Regions from separate parts of the Homo sapiens genome. Here region 2 is linked to region 1. Evidence: read pairs that join two places in POLR2A ChIA-PET (ENCODE). Cell type or tissue: Caco-2. All regions are shown on one strand. Each heading gives the region's core, and the rest is flanking DNA. Links, peaks and the distances in the headings are about the cores only.

Region 1 (9,583 bases), core at 1,172-9,171:
CAAGTCAAAACCACCAGGAGGCTGGGCGCAGTGGCTCACGTCTGTATTCCCAGCACTTTGGGAGGCCGAGGTGGGTGGATCACCTGAGGTCAGGAGTTCAAGACCAGCCTAGCCAACATGGTGAAACTCCATCTCTACTAAAAATACAAAAATTAGCCGGGCATGGTGGTGGGCACCTATAATCCCAGCTACTCTGGAGGCTGAGGTATAAGAATCGCTTGAACCCAGGAGGCAGAGGTTGCAGTGAGCCAAGATCGCAGTACTGCACTCCAGCGTGGGCGACAGAGCGAGACTCTGTCTGAAAAACAAACAAACAAAACCACCAGGAGATCTGCCTCACACCTTCAGGATGGCTAGAATTAAAAAAACAAAAACAAAAAACAGAAAACCAGTGTGGTGAAGCTGTGAGGAACTGTACCCTGGCTGGCAGGGAGGTAAAATGCTGCAGCCGCTGTGGAAACCAGTTTGACAGTTTCCCAAAAAGCTAAACATGGAATTTCCATAAGAACCAGCAACTCCACTCCTAGGTACAGACCCAAGCAAGTATCCATCCACTGCCAAATTGAGAAACCAAATGTCAGACATCCCTCCCATGGGGAGCTATCCAGCCATCAACAGGCGGGAAGTTCTGATACAGGCCACAGCGTGGATGAACCCAAGGACATCATGCTCAGTGGAAGAAGCCACATACTGTGTGGTTCCAGTCCCACGAAATGTCCAATGGGCCAGTGCCCAAGGACAGATGCAGGGGAGGGACCACCAGGGCGGGGGAGCGGCCACCAGGGCAGGGAAGGGACCACCAGGGCGGGGGAGGGACCACCAGGGCGGGGGAGTGGCCACCAGGGCGGGGGAGGGGCCACCAGGGTGGGGGAGGGGCCACCAGGGCGGGGGAGGGGCCACCAGGGCGGGGGAGGGGCCACCAGGGCGGGGGAGTGGCCACCAGGGCGGGGGAGGGGCCACCAGGGCGGGGGAGGGGCCACCAGGGTGGGGGAGGGGCCACCAGGGCAGGGGAGGGGCCACCAGGGCGGGGGAGGGGCCACCAGGGTGGGGGAGGGGCCACCAGGGCGGGGGAGGGGCCACTAGGGCCAGGGAAGAGCCAGTGATTGCCAGTGGCTGGGGTTTCCTTTTGGGGTGATGAAAATGTTTTGGGGGCCGGGCACGGTGGCTCATGTCTGTAATCCCAGAACTTTGGGAAGCTGAGGCGGGTGGATCACCTGAGGTCAGGAGTTCGAGACCAGCCTGGCCAACGTCGCGAAACCCTGTCTCTGCTAAAAATACAAAAATTAGTGGGCGTGACGGCAGGCACCTGTAATCCCAGCTACTCGGGAGGCTGAGGCAGGAGAATCGCTTGAACCCAGGAGGTGGAGGTTGCAGGGAGCCAAGATCGCGCCACTGCACTCCAGCCTGGGCGACAGAGCAAGACTCCATCTCAAAAAATGTTTTGGAACAAGGTGGAGTTGCCACTGTACATCATGAATGTGCTGAATGGCACCACATTGGACTGAACAGAACACTTTAAAATGGGTAATTTTATGTTATGTGAATTTTACCTCAATTTAAGAAAAAGATGTCGTAGGGCCGTTTGAAACGCACATCAGAAGGAGCGAATTTCCTGCAGAGCTGAGCCTCCCAGGGCGGCCACACCTTCCCCACACGTTCCCTCGGCAGGTTCCAGGCGGAACACACCGCTCGTCTGCAGGCGCTTGGTGGTGGAGCTGTTTCACACGCGGGAGCTTCTCTTCCCCGCGCCAGCCCAGGAGGAGGGTGTCACTCCTCCCTTCCAAAGACCAGCGACAGGACAGGAGAAGCTTCTGTGACTTTGCCGGGATCAGAGAGAGTCCAGGATTCCAGCCTAGTCCTATCAACCCTGTATCTTGGTGCTCCACCTGCCAACCACCCAGATGCAGGGGCCAGCACAGGACGGCCACTATCCGAGTCTGTGACCTCTCCCTTGTCCCTGATGTCACACCCCACTTGCTGTGGCCTCTCTATGCTGGTCTCCACAATGCTCAGCCGTCTTCGTCCGGGACACTGCACCCCTTCCGCCGCGCAGCCCACCAGCTACCACTCCCAGGCTGTCCACCAGGTGGCAGTGAAGGTCACCGATGTCAAGTTCGTGGCTCACCCTCCCAGCCCTGCACCCACCCTGGCTGCAGCAGAGTGGTGGGGGCCCAAGGAGCCCTCCAACCTCGTCAGGCCAGGGGGCTGGGATGCCAGGGACCACTTCTCCTGCACAGCAAAGCTTATTATAAAATCCAAATGCGGCTGGGCGTGGTGGCTCACGCCTGTAATCCCAGCACTTTGGGAGGCCGAGTTGGGCAGATCGCCTGGGGTCAGGAGTTCAAGACCAGCCTGGCCAACATGGTGAAACGCCGCCTCTACTAAAAATACAAAAATTAGCTGTGTGTGGTGGCGGGCACCTGTAATCCCAGCTACTTGGGAGGCCGAGGCAGGGGAATCGCTTGAACCTGGGAGGCAAAGGTTGCAGTGAGCCAAGATCGTGCCACTGCATTCTAGCGTGGGCGACAGAGCAAGACTGTCTCTCAAAATAAATAAATAAATAAAAATATATAAAACCCAAATGCAGCCAACACCGTGGCTCATGCCTGTAATCCCAGCATGATGGGAGGCCAAGGAAGGCAGATCACTTAAGTCCAGGAGTTTGAGACCAGCCTGGGCAACATAGCGAGACCCCATCTCTACAAAAACACAAAACCTAGCCAGGCGTGGTGGCGCGCATCTGTAGTCCCAACTACTCAGGAGACTGAGGTGGGAAGATCCCTTGAACCCAAGAGTTCAAGGCTACAGTGATCCAAGATCTAACCACTGTCCTCTAGCCTGAGCGACAGAGAGAGAGCCTGTCTCAAAACAAACAACTCCGGCCGGGTGCAGTGGCTCATGCCTGTAATCCCAGCACTCTGGGAGGCCGAGGCGGGCGGATCACGAGGTCAGGAGATCAAGACCATCCTGGCTCACATGGTGAAACCCCGTCTCTACTAAAAATACAAAAAAATTAGCCAGGCATGGTGGCAGGCGCCTGTAGTCCCAGCTACTCAGGAGGCTGAGGCAGGAGAATCGCTTGAACCCGGGAGACAGAGTTTGCAGTGAGCCAAGATCGTGCCACTGCACTCCAGCCTGGGCGACAGAGCAAGACCCCGTCTCAAAACAAAACAAAACAAAAAACACAACAAAAAAACTCCAAATGCACCTGAGTCCCAAGTCCAGTCTCCCAGGCTTGACGCAACAAGGGCAGGGCCCCTTCCAGCCAAGCTAACCCAGCCTCTCCTCCAGCACCTCCAGCCTTTTGGAGACCCTGCCCTGCCCAAAACCACTTGGAAATCACCAACTCAACTTTCCTTGGAACGCACCAGGGCACTCCAATGACGCCGTGTCCTAGCTGGAGTGCCTCGGCTTTTGCAATCCTGTGCAGAATCAAGGTTTTCCCTTGAGCCAAAGAATGAAGAATTACGGCTGAATCCAACACCACTGGCTCCAGGGCCTCTGAAAGCCGAGTCCTGAGGCCGCACAAAGGACTCTGTTGGCTCCTGCAGCCGCAGAGAAAATCTCAAAATCTGAGTGAGAATTAGCGGCAGATTCCAGGGATCAGCAGCCAGCTCTTCACACCAGCCTCGTCTCTGGGCATTGGAGCCACGCCGGCAAAGGTCACGTGCAGCCAGTTGGACGAGGGGTAAAATGCCACCCGAATCTGTTTAGAGTAATTGTTTTCCCCCAGTGGATGGAATATTCTTTTCATCTGGGCAGCTAGGAAACAGCTAAAGTTTTCCATGAACCTCTACAAAGATTTCTGTGTCTTCCAACTTTGTGAGAAGAAAAAGAACTTGCTGGGGGAAATGATATTCTCGAGCTTAACACTCAAATCATGTTTTCTCGAAATCATGTTACTTTCTGGCCAAGTATGCCGGCGAAGCCACTGAGACACGCTCCGCACATCTTTAGAACATAAAGGCCCTGGCAGTAGCTTGCGGCGCTCTTTGGAAAACTGCTTGGCTCTCACTGGAAACACAGCCACGCCTCCTCTGGGCCCCGGTAGCTCTGGCGTTAAGTCGGCTGGAGACTGGCTTGGCCACGGCCGCCATCTCTAGCCAGCCCTGGGGCAACTGCCCCCGGCTGCGTCCCACCCTGCCCGCCTCCTAGCCCCTAGCCAGAGGCAGCTGTGTGGCTCCGTGGCTGGGCTGGGGCGCTGCGGCTCTGCGCACGATAAGCCAGGGAGCTCCTTCCTTAGCACTACTGGCTCCAGGAGCACCTATTTAGGTAAACTCCATTCCTGCAGGTGTCCTCCCCGCTACACATCCAGCCTGGCCCCTCGGCCAGTTTTGCCTTCACCCTGTGCAGTTCATCAAGACATCCCCCTTTCATCAAAGCTCTTCTAGCACATTCTGAGGCGAGCCATAGAGGGACATGAGGGTAGTTACGTCTCATCAAAGAGAAAGGGACCTCATATTTCTGGAGCACCTACCATGCACACGGGCTGACTGTGGGCTCCCATGGCCGGTGGGACAAAGGGCCCCAGCTGCTGTGTGGTCTGATGCTGTGCAAATGAACATCTGTGCGAGTGGCCACGCTTCCCCATCGGAGCAGCCCTGTCGGGTCAGCGCGGCCAGAAAGCTGCGTTGCACTTCCCCTGTTAGGGTCTAAGGTGGAAGACCCCTTCCAGATGTCCTTGGTTTCTAGATGGACAAGAAGAAATAGCGTGTGGCTCTCAGGTTAGGAGAAGGAAGCAGAGTGCCAGGAAGAGCCGGGAAGGAGGAGGCACCAGGGCACCTGAGGCTGTCACTGTTCCACCTCCGGGGGTACACGTCTGGACCACTCATGACAGGCCCCACTGCATCACGACCCCAGACAGGAGACGGCAGGGCAGCCTCAGACTCCCCTGCCTAAGTTCAACTCCGAGCACCGGGGCAGGCGTGCTTCCTGCATGTCACTGGGGAGGCCATGCTCTCTCTCGTGTATCTGGACTCACGACGTCCACCCGGCTCGTCTGTATTCCGTCTGGGTGGACGTGACACTGGGCTGCTCCACTGGGAAAACACTGACCAGTCATCGGAATGTTTACGGAGACAGTGTCAGGCAGCGGGCCAGGGAAACTCTGTCCTCGAAGTCCCCCACCCTCTAGGCACCTAAGTGGGGTTTTATAGGATCTGCTGCAAGAAGATAAAGTGAGATTTTAGGGCTGAAGACAACATTTCAAAATCTGGCTTTAAATAAACATGGAATAAAAGAGAGAGAGAGAGAGCGCGAGCAAGAGTGAGAGCGCGGAGCCTCCAGCAGCTGAAATTAGAAGCAGCCAGCCCCGGGCAGGGAAGCCATCTGCGCGGCGCCCAGCAGCATGGAGACGTCTGGGTCCTCCCTGACGGCATGCGAAGCGGCACCCGCAGGTACAGCTCTGCTGTCTCCTGTCTGCAGGGACCTGCGGGAACACACTGAGGTCTTGTTTTCCAGGTGTCCTCCAATTTCAGATTCTGAAGAACAGATTCCCTCCGCTCCCATCCAGAAATACCTTTCAGATCACTTTCAAGGCAGTTTAAGTCATTTAAGAAGCAGAGTGATAAGAAAACAAAGACAACGTTTCAGGCGGTAAATGAAGACTAATTATACTGAGCGTTAAGCAAAGTTCGTCTTTCTTCGTCTTTGCTCAGGGAGGTTGAGCCGAGTACGGCCCCCAGTGCCAGGAGGGGCCAGTGCTCAGTGTCCTCACACAGGTCCGTCTTCCTGCTCACCCAGTCACTGGCCACTCTCACCCCATGCTGGGTTCAGAAGATGGCGAGTGGGCCTGGGACTGGGGCGGGCTCCCACTCCTGCCCGGGGTGGTGCTGCGTTGTGGGCACCCGTGTCCCTCCTCCCCCTCCACCCTGCCCAGCTCCAGACGTGTGGCTGAAGCGGCCAGCTCGGCCAGTTCGTCCCGGCGCCACATGTGTCCTTCCTCCGGCCCCAGACCCCAGCCTCACCTGGGCCAGTGCAGGAGAGCCCAGCTACGCTGGGTGCGCTTCAGGCTGTCACCTGCCCGAGTTATTTAAATCCACATTGTCAGCTAATGTATTCTAATAAGCAAGTGGGTGACCGGGCTGGCAGGCTCCGGATGACGCTGACATATAGCAAGGGGGGGAGGAGCACGGAGCGAAACTCTGAGACTCACTTGCGCCCCGGTGCTCACCCCCGCACTGCCTCCCACAGGCACCTGGAGTCACGCCACGCGATGTGAGCTGGATTATATAAGGGGGCTTGTTGCTGGGGAACCTCTCCCCGCCCACCCCCGCCAGGGCAGGCTCTGGAGGGAGGCCACATGTCGTCTGTCCCCACCACCCTCAGAAGGAAGCCCCTCTGGCCTTTCTGGCCTGGTCTGTAGGGAAGCTCTGTCTGTAGGCCGCCTCACTTTGAGGGCTGAGGCTGGACCACGGCAACACAGGGTCAGGAAGGGCCCGAGAGGCCATGCCCACACTCCTCTGCCCATGTGTTGCTCAGAGCAGGCAGGGTCTCCCTGCCTTAGAGACAGTGGCCTCATCCTGTCCTCCAGAACTTCCTCCCCATCACGGGCCACGTACTCTCTGCGAGAGGAGAGAGGGGACATCAGATGCCCGGATGGGCAGCAATGCATCTCCCTGGCTATGGCCAGAAGTCTGGCCAACACTATGGCTGCAGGACAGCCATGAGCCACGCTGGGTTGTGGGCAGCAAACCCAAGGCACCATCTGCCAAGGAGGCCAGGTGAGAACCACGTCTGGGGTGGCAGAAGGGCTGAGCCGTCAGCAGGACCCTCGCGCCTCACAGCCCCAGCTCCACTGCGGGCAGTCCAGCCGCAGCCACAGACGGGGGAGGGGGCGAGGTGGGGGGCGGGCCCACGTGCCTGTCCTCGGGATAAGGGGCCACTCCACAGGGTGCTGGCCCCCTGGGGCTCTCTGTGATCAGCAGCAGCAGACCACAGGGGCAACAGCTCCATCCACTGACCCCAAGGTGGACAGAGTGGGGACCTGGGGGCCAGGACGAGATTCCAGGGTGAGGCACAGGTGACGCCTTCGGACTCCTGCAGGTAAAACTGGAGGCCTGTGCAAGATCACTGCCCATTCCCATGACAACCTTAACTCTAGCACATTTTTCATTCATGCAATTGTTACAAAGATACCGCCACCCCCCCATCCCCCCAGCCCAGTTTTCCCTTTGGTGACATCTTGCATCAGTACATGTGTTTATGATGATCAATGAATCAATGCTGCTACATTATTATTAACTAAAGCCCATACTTTATTCATATTTCCTCAGTTTCCCTCCAATGTCTTCTTTCTCTCCCAGGACCCCACCCAGGATCCCACGTGACATTTAGGGATCAGCTGTCTCCAGGTTCCTCTAGGCTGTGACAGTTTCTCAGACTTTGCTTGGTTGTTTTTTGGTTTTTGGTTTTTTTTATTTTGAGACAGAGTCTCATTCTGTCACCCAGGCCAGAATGCAGTGGCATCATCTCAGCTCACTGCAACCCCCGCCTCCTGGGTTCAAGCAATTCTCCTGCCTCAGCCTCCCGAGTAGCTGGGACTACAGGCGCCTGCCACCACGCCCGGCTAATTTTTGTATTTTTAGAGATGAGATTTCACCATGTTGGCTAGGCTGGTCTCAAACTCCTGACCTTGTGATCTGCCCGCCTCAGCCTTCCAAAGTGCTGGGATTAAGGTGTGAGCCACCGCGCCCAGCCCACTTTCCTTGGTTTTGATGACTTGGGAAGTTTTCAGGAGGGCTGGTCGGTTTTTCTGTAGAGTGTCCCCCTGTTGGGATTTGCCTAATGTTTCTTTTCTTTTCTTTTCGAGACAGGGTCTTGGTTTGTCGCCAAGGCTGGAGTGCAGTGGTGTGATCACAGCTCACTGCAGCCTTGACCTCCTGGGCTCCAGTGATCCTCCCACCTCAGCCTCTAGTGGCTAGGACCACAGGCATGTGCCATCACGCCTGGCTAATTAAAAAAAAAATTTTTTTTGTAGAGATGGGGTCTCACCATGTTGCCCAGACTGCTCTTGAACAATCTTCCCACCTCGGCCTCCCAAAATGCTGCGATTACAGGTGTAAGCCACTGCGCCCGGTCTGCCAGTGTTTTTCTAATACTAAGACAAGGGTTATGGGTCTGGGAGGAAGAGCCCAGTGGTGAAGCGCCCTGTCACATCTGCCCGTGTGACCTCTCGGTGATGGTGCCAGCCTTGACCTCTGGGCTGAGACAGTGGGTCGGGCTCTCCACTGTGGAGACGCCTTGCCTACCTCCCACTCTGTGCTCTCTGGAAGGAAGTCACCATGTGCAGCCCACACAGAAGGGGCACGAGCTGGGGCCCCCTCCCTGTGCCCCTTACTTTTATTTATTTTGAGACGAAGTTTCGCTTGTCGCCCAGGCTGGAGTGCAATGGCACAATCTCGGCTCACTGCAACCTCTACTTCCTGGGTTCAAGCGATCCTCCTACCTCAGCCTCCTGAGTAGCTGGGATTACAGGTGCCCACCACCATGCCTGGCTAATTTTTTGTATTTTCAGCAGAGATGCGGTTTCACCATGTTGGCCAGGCTGGTTTTGAACTCCTGACCCCAGTTGATCTGCCCGCCTCAGCCTCCCAAAGTGTTGTGATTACAGGCGTGAGCCACTGTGCCCGGCCGGGCCCCTTCCTTTTAAATGTCAGCCTCTGGAGTGACCATCTGTGTTGGCTGGGAGCTCTTCGGAATGTCCCATCCAGTTGCTGAGGCTAATGATCACCTCTCAGGTGCGCTGGTCCCATTCTCTGCGCTGTTTATGTCACTTTATGCCTGGACTCCTCCCAACAATGTTCTGTCCTCCACTTAGAGGGTGCTCAGAGAGGCTGTGACACCTGCCCCCAGCAACCAGCCAGTCATCTAGCCCAGTGGCCCCCGGGCCCGCCTATGCCAAATGATGCCCCCTCGGTGCCGCCCACCCCTAAATGCACACCATGCCTGCAGACGTCAGCACTCGCCCTGTCCCACTTGCCCTGGTGGGAAACAGCCTGCAGTGAAAACGTCGCTCTGCCTTTTATGCTGGACAAAGCCGAAGTGTGCTGGAGGTGGCTGAGCCAGGCTTCCCGCGGCAAGGAGCGGGACTCCTGACCCCACAGCCCTGGCTCCCACCCTCGATGTGCTCCTGCCTTTGCCTTCTTGCTGGTAACGCTGCCATTGGTGCTGGTAACGCTGCCATTGGTGAAGAACACGGGAGCCCATCCAGCCCATCCAGGAAGCAAAGAAACGGTGCTCCAGACACCATGCGGATAGCTTCACCCGCCGACCCCGGCCAGGCCCAGCTGCTCCCACAGCACCTGGCATGGAGGGGGAAGTGAGCAAGGGCAGGCGGGGAGAGAAGAGGCTCGCCCTCCTGGCTCTGCCCCAGACACCCGTCCGATAGCACTCCAGTGCCTTCCGGTCTCTCCCGCTCTGGAACTTTCTGGTTACTGATTACAAGTGCTTTAATCCAGGAATGAAAAGGAAGAGGAGTTCTGATTGGGTGGACCCTTCTCTTGGAGAGAAGGCAAAGCTGCCAGGCAGAAGGTGGGAGGGGGAGGAAGAGGAGAGAGGAAGCTCCCTTGACAGGCATAAAACG
Region 2 (8,000 bases), core at 1-8,000, 910 kb before region 1:
TCTGAGCTCCTCGTGGGGAGAGAGCCTCAACTCTCCGCCTGTGATTGGCCCATCTGTGGGGTGCAGAGCCCTCCAAGTGAAGAATCTGTCCCCCAACCCCAGAGCTGCTTCCCTTCCAGATGTGGTCCTGCAGCCGAGCCCTGCCCTTAGCTGGAGGTCGACAGGTGGGATCCTGGATGTCTACATCTTCCTGGGCCCAGAGCCCAAGAGCGTGGTGCAGCAGTACCTGGACGTTGTGGGTAGGGCCTGCTCCCTGGCCGCGGCCCCCGCCCCAAGGCTCCCTCCTCCCTCCCTCATGAAGTCGGCGTTGGCCTGCAGGATACCCGTTCATGCCGCCATACTGGGGCCTGGGCTTCCACCTGTGCCGCTGGGGCTACTCCTCCACCGCTATCACCCGCCAGGTGGTGGAGAACATGACCAGGGCCCACTTCCCCCTGGTGAGTTGGGGTGGTGGCAGGGGAGGCAAGGGGCTGGCCGGGACGCGTCTCCTCAGGCCCCAGCAGACGGTCCCGTGTTGTGGCTGCAGGACGTCCAGTGGAACGACCTGGACTACATGGACTCCCGGAGGGACTTCACGTTCAACAAGGATGGCTTCCGGGACTTCCCGGCCATGGTGCAGGAGCTGCACCAGGGCGGCCGGCGCTACATGATGATCGTGGTGTGTGCCCCCACACTGTGGGTCTTTGGGAAGGGGGCCGCCCGGTGCCCAGTGGCTCCTTCTCTGTGCAGCGTCATCCTCGTGCCTGTGTGGTCGCCGAGGATGTTTTCTGAGGGTCTTTGTGATATCGAGGGAATATCAAGAAGTTTGCAGGCTTGGCCCCAGCTGTCCAGGGAGGTCGGGTTTGAGGGTCCCCAGAAATGGCCGGGTGCTACTCAGGGTTCTGTCAGATGTAGGTTACTTGAACTGCCTTAAAGCAAAAGGCCAGGGGCATGATAAACTGATGTCACCTGGTCCTGGAAAGTGGAGGGCCCGGTGGGCCTGGGCATGGGTATCGCTGGAACTGTGGAGGCTCCGTGTGCCTTCTGGCCGTGCCTCTCCTTCTGGCCGGCTCTGAATCCCTGGAAAGGACGGCGTGAGTGAGGGCAGCTTCCAGCCCTCATGCTGGCACCACAGAGCGGAGACTTCTTCCCATCAGCTCCCATAGAAAAGTCCCAAAGCAGGACTCTTGAGTCACCCAGCACAAAGAGGCCCTTCCCTGAGCCAGTCCCACAGCCAGAAGGATGCAGTTTGGGGGCTGGTCCAGCCCGAGTCTGGTGTCCGGCACGATGGCCAGAGGAGGAGGTGGGAGGCAGGGCGAGCTGAAAAGATCCAACAGTTCCTGCCCGGAAGATCCACTTCAGCAGAGGAAGCACAGATGAGATGTGGGGCTGTGCTGATGCTGCCTGTTTCCATCCCTGCCTTCTGCAGGCAGCAAACAGTAGTAGCCCTTAAGAGCAGGAGTGGAAACACAGACTTTTTTCTTTCTCACATTTTTTTAATTATAAAAGAAAAGTGATTACTGTAGAACACTTGGGAAACTCTAGAGGTTTAAAGAAAAGGTAAAGGTAAAGCTTCCATTCCGGCGCGCCCCTCATCAGCCAGCTGGTCCTGACTCGCCCGGCCCTGGCTCCTCTCCAGGCAGGCGTGTGCAGGCATGTGCAGGTACACAGGCAGGCATGCTGTACACACGCATGATGTCATCCCCAGCCTCATCCTCTCACTGTCTCAGTTTTCCCCGTGGCTGGCGCCAGGGCTCTGGGCCACCCTCACCTTGACAGGTTTCCCTCTTCCCAGGATCCTGCCATCAGCAGCTCGGGCCCTGCCGGGAGCTACAGGCCCTACGACGAGGGTCTGCGGAGGGGGGTTTTCATCACCAACGAGACCGGCCAGCCGCTGATTGGGAAGGTAGGGCGAGGGTCCAGGGGACGGGGGTTAGAAAGCAGAGGCCTCCAGCCAGGGGGAGCCGGCAGCTGCTCAGGAAGACGGTGGGATTTGAGGAGCCATCACGCCCAGTGGGACAGCTGAGAGGAATGGGCCACAGTGGCCCGTGACGATGGTGGCTCCTACAAGGAATGGCCCCGTGAGTTCTTCCATCAGCAGGCCTTTGACTTCATGGGCAGCTGGGCCTGGCCCAGGCACAAGCCCTGCAGACCCTCAGTGAGGCCTTAGGGTCCTCCTTGTCCTCCCAGCCCCCCAGGGGCCTCCAGGCAGGGCCCCCGCTGAGGGAGCAGCTAGGGAGGGTCTGGTGCGGATGTGAGGCTGCCTGGCAGGGCTTGCACGGGGCCGTCTCCGCTGCCCTTCTCCCTGACGCTCTCTGGTTCTGCAGCCCAGCCCCTGGGTGGACGTGTTGGGGGTGACCCCTCGTTTTCCCAGGGTTGAGGCCCCTTGGCCCCGCATCAGTGCCTTGTGGAGAAAGAGCTGCTCATTGACCTCCAGGGTGCAGGTCTCTCAGATTTGCAAATGTGGGCGTCCACTAAGAGTGAGGCTGCCCCTCTGCTCAGGCTGAGGCTCAGTGGGGCTTCCATGCAGGCCCTGGGTGGGGCCGGGTCTCCCCACTGCAGCCTCTCGTTGTCCAGGTATGGCCCGGGTCCACTGCCTTCCCCGACTTCACCAACCCCACAGCCCTGGCCTGGTGGGAGGACATGGTGGCTGAGTTCCATGACCAGGTGCCCTTCGACGGCATGTGGATTGTAAGTGTGGCCCCCTCCTGAGCATCCCCAAGGCCTCTGGGGACTACCCCACCCTCCTCACTCTGGGCAGAGTCACCTACCAGCAGCGCTTCTCTTGCAGGACATGAACGAGCCTTCCAACTTCATCAGGGGCTCTGAGGACGGCTGCCCCAACAATGAGCTGGAGAACCCACCCTACGTGCCTGGTCAGCTCGCCCCCCACCTACCCTGGGGACTTAATCAAATCAGAGACTCCCTTGTCTGGCCTGGGAGACTTAGCACCCTCATCTCTGAGAAGCAGATGGGCCAGCGGGGAAAGGGGCGGGGGGGGGATCCCCAGGAGAAAGGCTCAGGCTGGGAGACTCAGCCAAGCAGTGCAGACAGGGTGGGTGCAGAGGCACAGGCCCTGCCGGAGGAGACGCCGCTCACAGGTGCTTGCCAGAGCACAGTGAGGCCGACTCGACTCAGAGCCGTCTCGATAGGCGCAGGGACCATGCAGCGGAGACCTACCCACCCGTGGGGAGAGGTCAGGCCCAACTCGAATGCAGCACGGGCAAGTGGATTTCTAGCCAGGGAGCAGGGTGGGCTCAGAGGCAGGAATTACCAAGAAGAAGCATGGGGGTCAGGGGGATTCTGGCTGAACTGACCCAGCAGGATTCTTGCTGAAGGCAGGCCAGGGTGACCAGACATCGCCTGAGGGGTGGTGGAGGTTGGGGCTTCTCGCCAAACTGTCTTAGCAGGAATGGCAGAAACTGGGTTTTACAAGGAAGTACAAGGATGGGCCTGGGAGAAGGTTTGGGGGCCTGAGGCTATAGTTTGGCCCAGCAAAGAATCAGTGAGAGGATGGGGTTTTGGGCTTAGGTAAACAGGCAGGGGAGTGCTTGAAATGGGCCAAGAGACGGTGGATGTGAAGTCTGGGGGTCTGCAGAGCCCAGGCTCCAGCACCCGCCCAGCCCTGTCTTAGAAGCAGTGGAGATGATTACCCAGGTTCCCGGGTAACGCCAGCCCCACAGAGGCGTGGGGAGCGGCTGCAGGTGCACCTCCAGGGCCAGCCTGAAGAGGCAGCGACCTGCACAGGGGCTCCTGGGAGGTGGGGGGCAGGGAGGGCACCTTGGAGCCTGCCGGGAGGAAGCTCCCTGGAAACCAGCCCCCGCCTCTTCCAGGGGTGGTTGGGGGGACCCTCCAGGCGGCCACCATCTGTGCCTCCAGCCACCAGTTTCTCTCCACACACTACAACCTGCACAACCTCTACGGCCTGACCGAAGCCATCGCCTCCCACAGGTGAGGGCCACGTCCCGCCCCACTGGGCTCTGCCCTCACAGCCTGTCCTACAAGGTTGGGGCCTCTGCAGGGCCTCAGGGAGGAGGAAAAGCGGAGGCCCAGACCACCCGGGGCCCGCTGGCGGCCCGAGTGCTCTCCCCACCCGCTGCCTGCACCCCAGCCTGAAGCTGGAGCGCTCCTTCCCACTTCATGCCTGGGGCTTGGAGAGGAAGGACCCTGGATGCTGACAGGAGTCTGCATCAGCGGGGACCTCATGACTCCTGTGAGGCTGGGGGGGGTCCTGGCTCACCTACAGGCATCAGGTGGCCCAGACAGAGGCAACTGTGCCCGCAGACATGGGCAGTAGCCTCGCCGTCCTCCTCCCCAGCCTCTGCCTCATCCCAGAAAGCTCCTTGCTCCCAGCTCTGCCCTGCTGGTGACAGGGTTCCCGAGTGACCCCGCTCCACACAGCCCTCACGGTGTCCCCCACCACCCCAGGGCGCTGGTGAAGGCTCGGGGGACACGCCCATTTGTGATCTCCCGCTCGACCTTTGCTGGCCACGGCCGATACGCCGGCCACTGGACGGGGGACGTGTGGAGCTCCTGGGAGCAGCTCGCCTCCTCCGTGCCAGGTGAGCTCCTACCAGGAGGGGCTGCTCAGCAGAGTAGAGCCGGGGGCCTCTATGGGAGGCTTGCCGGGGCCCCCCACCCACTTAGCAGGTGGGGCTCTGGGTCACTTGGCCTGAGCTGGCTCTGCTGCAGCAGCCTGAGGACCAGCCTGACTCTGCCCTCCCAGAAATCCTGCAGTTTAACCTGCTGGGGGTGCCTCTGGTCGGGGCCGACGTCTGCGGCTTCCTGGGCAACACCTCAGAGGAGCTGTGTGTGCGCTGGACCCAGCTGGGGGCCTTCTACCCCTTCATGCGGAACCACAACAGCCTGCTCAGTCTGGTAGGGTGGGGGTGGCGGCATGGCAGGTGGGCGATCCCACCCACCCAAGACTCTCCCCTGGGAATCCCACCCCTGCTGGAGAAGCACCCCATGCTGGGTGGCTGAGAAGTGCAGCTCTCCCGAGGCGGGGACTCCAGGGGACCGCGGCCCCAGCACCCAAGTGCTTCCTTTGCCCCCGCCTGCCCTGCAGCCCCAGGAGCCGTACAGCTTCAGCGAGCCGGCCCAGCAGGCCATGAGGAAGGCCCTCACCCTGCGCTACGCACTCCTCCCCCACCTCTACACACTGTTCCACCAGGCCCACGTCGCGGGGGAGACCGTGGCCCGGCCCCTCTTCCTGGAGTGAGTGACCTAGGCAGGGGCGGTGGCCCATGTGTGCCCTGGGGGAGGGGCACGTAACTCCCAGGCAGCCCTGTCCTGCTGTGGGCTGTGTTCCCCAGGACCCAGCAGGTTGCCGCTGAGTGAGACAACATTTGGGCCTGGCTTAAGGGGGAAGGGCAGCAAGAAAACCCAGTAATATCCCCCAGACAGGCCGTAGTACACACGAGGAGTTCCTAACAACAGCCCTGCACATCAGTGTGTTGAGGGAGGATTCCCAGAGAGTGAGGTGATTAGTTAACTATTTGCAGAAGTCAATTTATTTTTCTTGCATACCATAGAAACATAAGTTCCAGATAAATTAAATAGTTAATGTCAAAAATCAAGCTGTGGAGGCCAGGCACGGTGGCTAACGCCTGTAATCCCAGAACTTTGGGAGGCTGAGGCGAGTGGATCACCTGAGGTCAAGAGTTCGAGGCCAGCCTGGCCAACATGGTGAAACCCATCTCTACTAAAAATACAAAAATTAGCCGTGCATGGTGGTGGGCGCCTGTAGTCCCTGCTACTCAGGAGGCTGAGGCCAGAGAATCCCTTGAACCTGGGAGGAGGAGATTGCAGTGAGCCGAGATCGCGCCACTGTACTCCAGCCTGTGTGACTCCATCTCAAAAAAAAAAAACCAAGCTGTGAAAGACTCCACAGGAAAAGATAAGTGAATGTGTATCTCTGGGGAAAGGTTTCATTTAGAGAAAAAAAAAAAAAAAAGGTGAACTTTATTTGACCATAGCAGAAAAAAAAATGTAAATCTCTGAATATAAACACAAAAAGATTAAAACTGCTCTGAACATGGACTGTAACAGCAGAGAAGGCATTGTCAATAAAACAGCAAATAGCTACTCTTCCTAATAGGTAGAGAACTCATACGTTGGTAAGACCAAGACTAAGAACCAAATTGGAGGAACACTGTTTGCAAAACAGGAGATACGAATGGTATCCACACATTCTTCACCCGGAAATCCAAGAAACGCAATTTGTGTTTTAATTACTATTTTAATGACCTTGTTGTTTCTGTCACTACACTTTTTTTTTTTTTTTTTTAGTGGTTGCCCTAGGGATTACAATTAACATCTTAATTTTAGCCTCGTTGGAACTGATGCCAACTTGCTTTCAATAGCATAAAAAAGCTTTGCTTCTATGTGGTTTCCATTGCCTCTCGTTCCTCTGTGCTGTTACACGTCTGTATCCATGATGAGCCCATCCACGCAGATTTATAATGACCGCCTTATTCAATTATCTTTTAAGTCAAATAGGAGGGAAAAATGGGTTACAAACAAAAAGTACATACACACTGTCTGCCTTTTATATTTACTGATGTAGTTACCTTTACCCATGGTTTTATTTCTTCATGTGGCTTTGACTTCTTGTCTAACATCTTTCATTTACAGCAGAAGGACTCCCTTTAGTATTTATTGTAGGGCAGTTCTGCTAGTGATGAATTCTCTCAGTTTTTGTTGACTTCAGAGTCTCTTAATTTCTCCTTCATTTTTTGAAAGTTCTGCTCAACGTAGGGTTCTTGACTGGCGGTCGTTTCTCTGAACACTTTGAACTTGTCAGCCCATGGCCTCCGTGGTTTCTGCTGAGTAGCTTCTGTCTTGCCTCTTCCCAGATTCTCTGTCTTTGGCCTTTGAAGTCCCGATGGTGTGTCTAGGTGTAGATCTCTGAGTTTATCTTACTGGGAGTTTGTTGAGCTTCTTGGACGTATGCATTGATGTTTTTCATCAAACTTGGGCGGTTTTTCAGCCATTACTTCATAAAATATTTTTTCTGCCCCTTTCTGTCTTCTACTCTGGGACTTCCGTTCCACACATTGGTATGCTTGACGGTGCCCAGGGGTCTTTGCAGCTCTGTTGACTCCTTCCTCGTTGTGTTTTCTTTCTGTTCTTCAGACTGCTTAGTCTGACTGCCCTGTCTTCAAGGTCACTGATTCTTTTTTCCACCAGTTCTCATCTGCTGTTGAGCCCCTCTAGTGAACTTCTCATTTTAGTTGCTCTCTTTTCAACTCCAGAATTTCTGTTTCATTCCTTTACGTTTCTCTCGTTAAGGATATTCCCTATCTGGTGAGTCATGTTCTCACACTTTCCTTTAGTTCTTCAGACACGGTTTCGCTGAGCTCTTTGAACACATTTAAAGTAGCTGACGTAAACTCTTTGTCTAGTAAGTCCAATGTCTGGGCTTCTCTAGGGACAATTTTTATTAACTACTGTCCCCCCATCTGTGGGCCATACTTTCTTGTTTCTTTGCGTGTCTCATACATTTTTGTTTCAGACTGGACATTTTAAACGCAGCTGCTGTGGTCATCAGATTCCCCATCCCCCTCAGGTCTCGTTGCTATTGCTGATTGTTTTGTGACTTTCTTGAGCTAATTCCATAAGGTCTGTGTTCTTCATTGTGTGTGGCCACCAAAGTCTCTGCTTGACTAGCTTAGTGGACAGCCAATAATTGGTCAGATATCCTTCACAGATGGCATCCGTGAGTCTCCCAGCCTTTGCTGGGGCGAGGTGGGGAGCACCGTCAACACTTAGCTAGGCCAAGGATTCTTGCTGTTCTTACAAAGATTCAGCCATTTTGTTAAATACATGCTCCCCAGATGGCTGCAAACCCTTGGTTAGTTTCAAGAGTCCTAAAAATGTCAACTCTGACCATTTTTGCCGATGTTCCTGTTTTCACAGAGGAGAGGATCTTGAGAGGGGCTTACTCCACCATCTTCACTGACATCACTCCAAGAAATGTATTTTGCAAGAAATATTTTGAAGCAGAAAGACACCATTTA

The links. Peaks named below come from ENCODE experiments on the same cell type or tissue, not always from the same donor. Only the 100,000 strongest peaks of a DNase experiment are listed, where the experiment ranks them.
Region 2: POLR2A ChIA-PET joins it to region 1 with 9 read pairs; 3 of 35 experiments call an interaction of 5 or more read pairs at or near these places.

What each region holds. Positions count from the first base shown.
Region 1 is chr17:81,021,896-81,031,478 of GRCh38, forward strand. BAIAP2-DT (BAIAP2 divergent transcript) reads right to left here. Exons shown (of 2, transcript NR_026857.1): 2 at 7,238-9,583. Among named protein-coding and RNA genes, the nearest start is that of BAIAP2-DT, 8.0 kb to the right of the region's middle. RefSeq lists enhancers at 1,967-2,026, 8,621-9,229, 9,230-9,583. In Caco-2, for the core only: a CTCF peak has its summit at 2,105 (motif pointing right); a DNase peak (open chromatin) is centred at 2,076.
Region 2 is chr17:80,108,171-80,116,170 of GRCh38, forward strand. GAA (alpha glucosidase) reads left to right here. Exons shown (of 20, transcript NM_000152.5): 6 at 120-239; 7 at 319-437; 8 at 527-658; 9 at 1,775-1,885; 10 at 2,557-2,670; 11 at 2,771-2,855; 12 at 3,813-3,930; 13 at 4,408-4,541; 14 at 4,706-4,857; 15 at 5,048-5,196. Among named protein-coding and RNA genes, the nearest start is that of GAA, 11 kb to the left of the region's middle. RefSeq lists enhancers at 1,641-2,616, 4,646-5,158. In Caco-2, for the core only: no CTCF peak of the experiment used is centred there; a DNase peak (open chromatin) is centred at 3,681.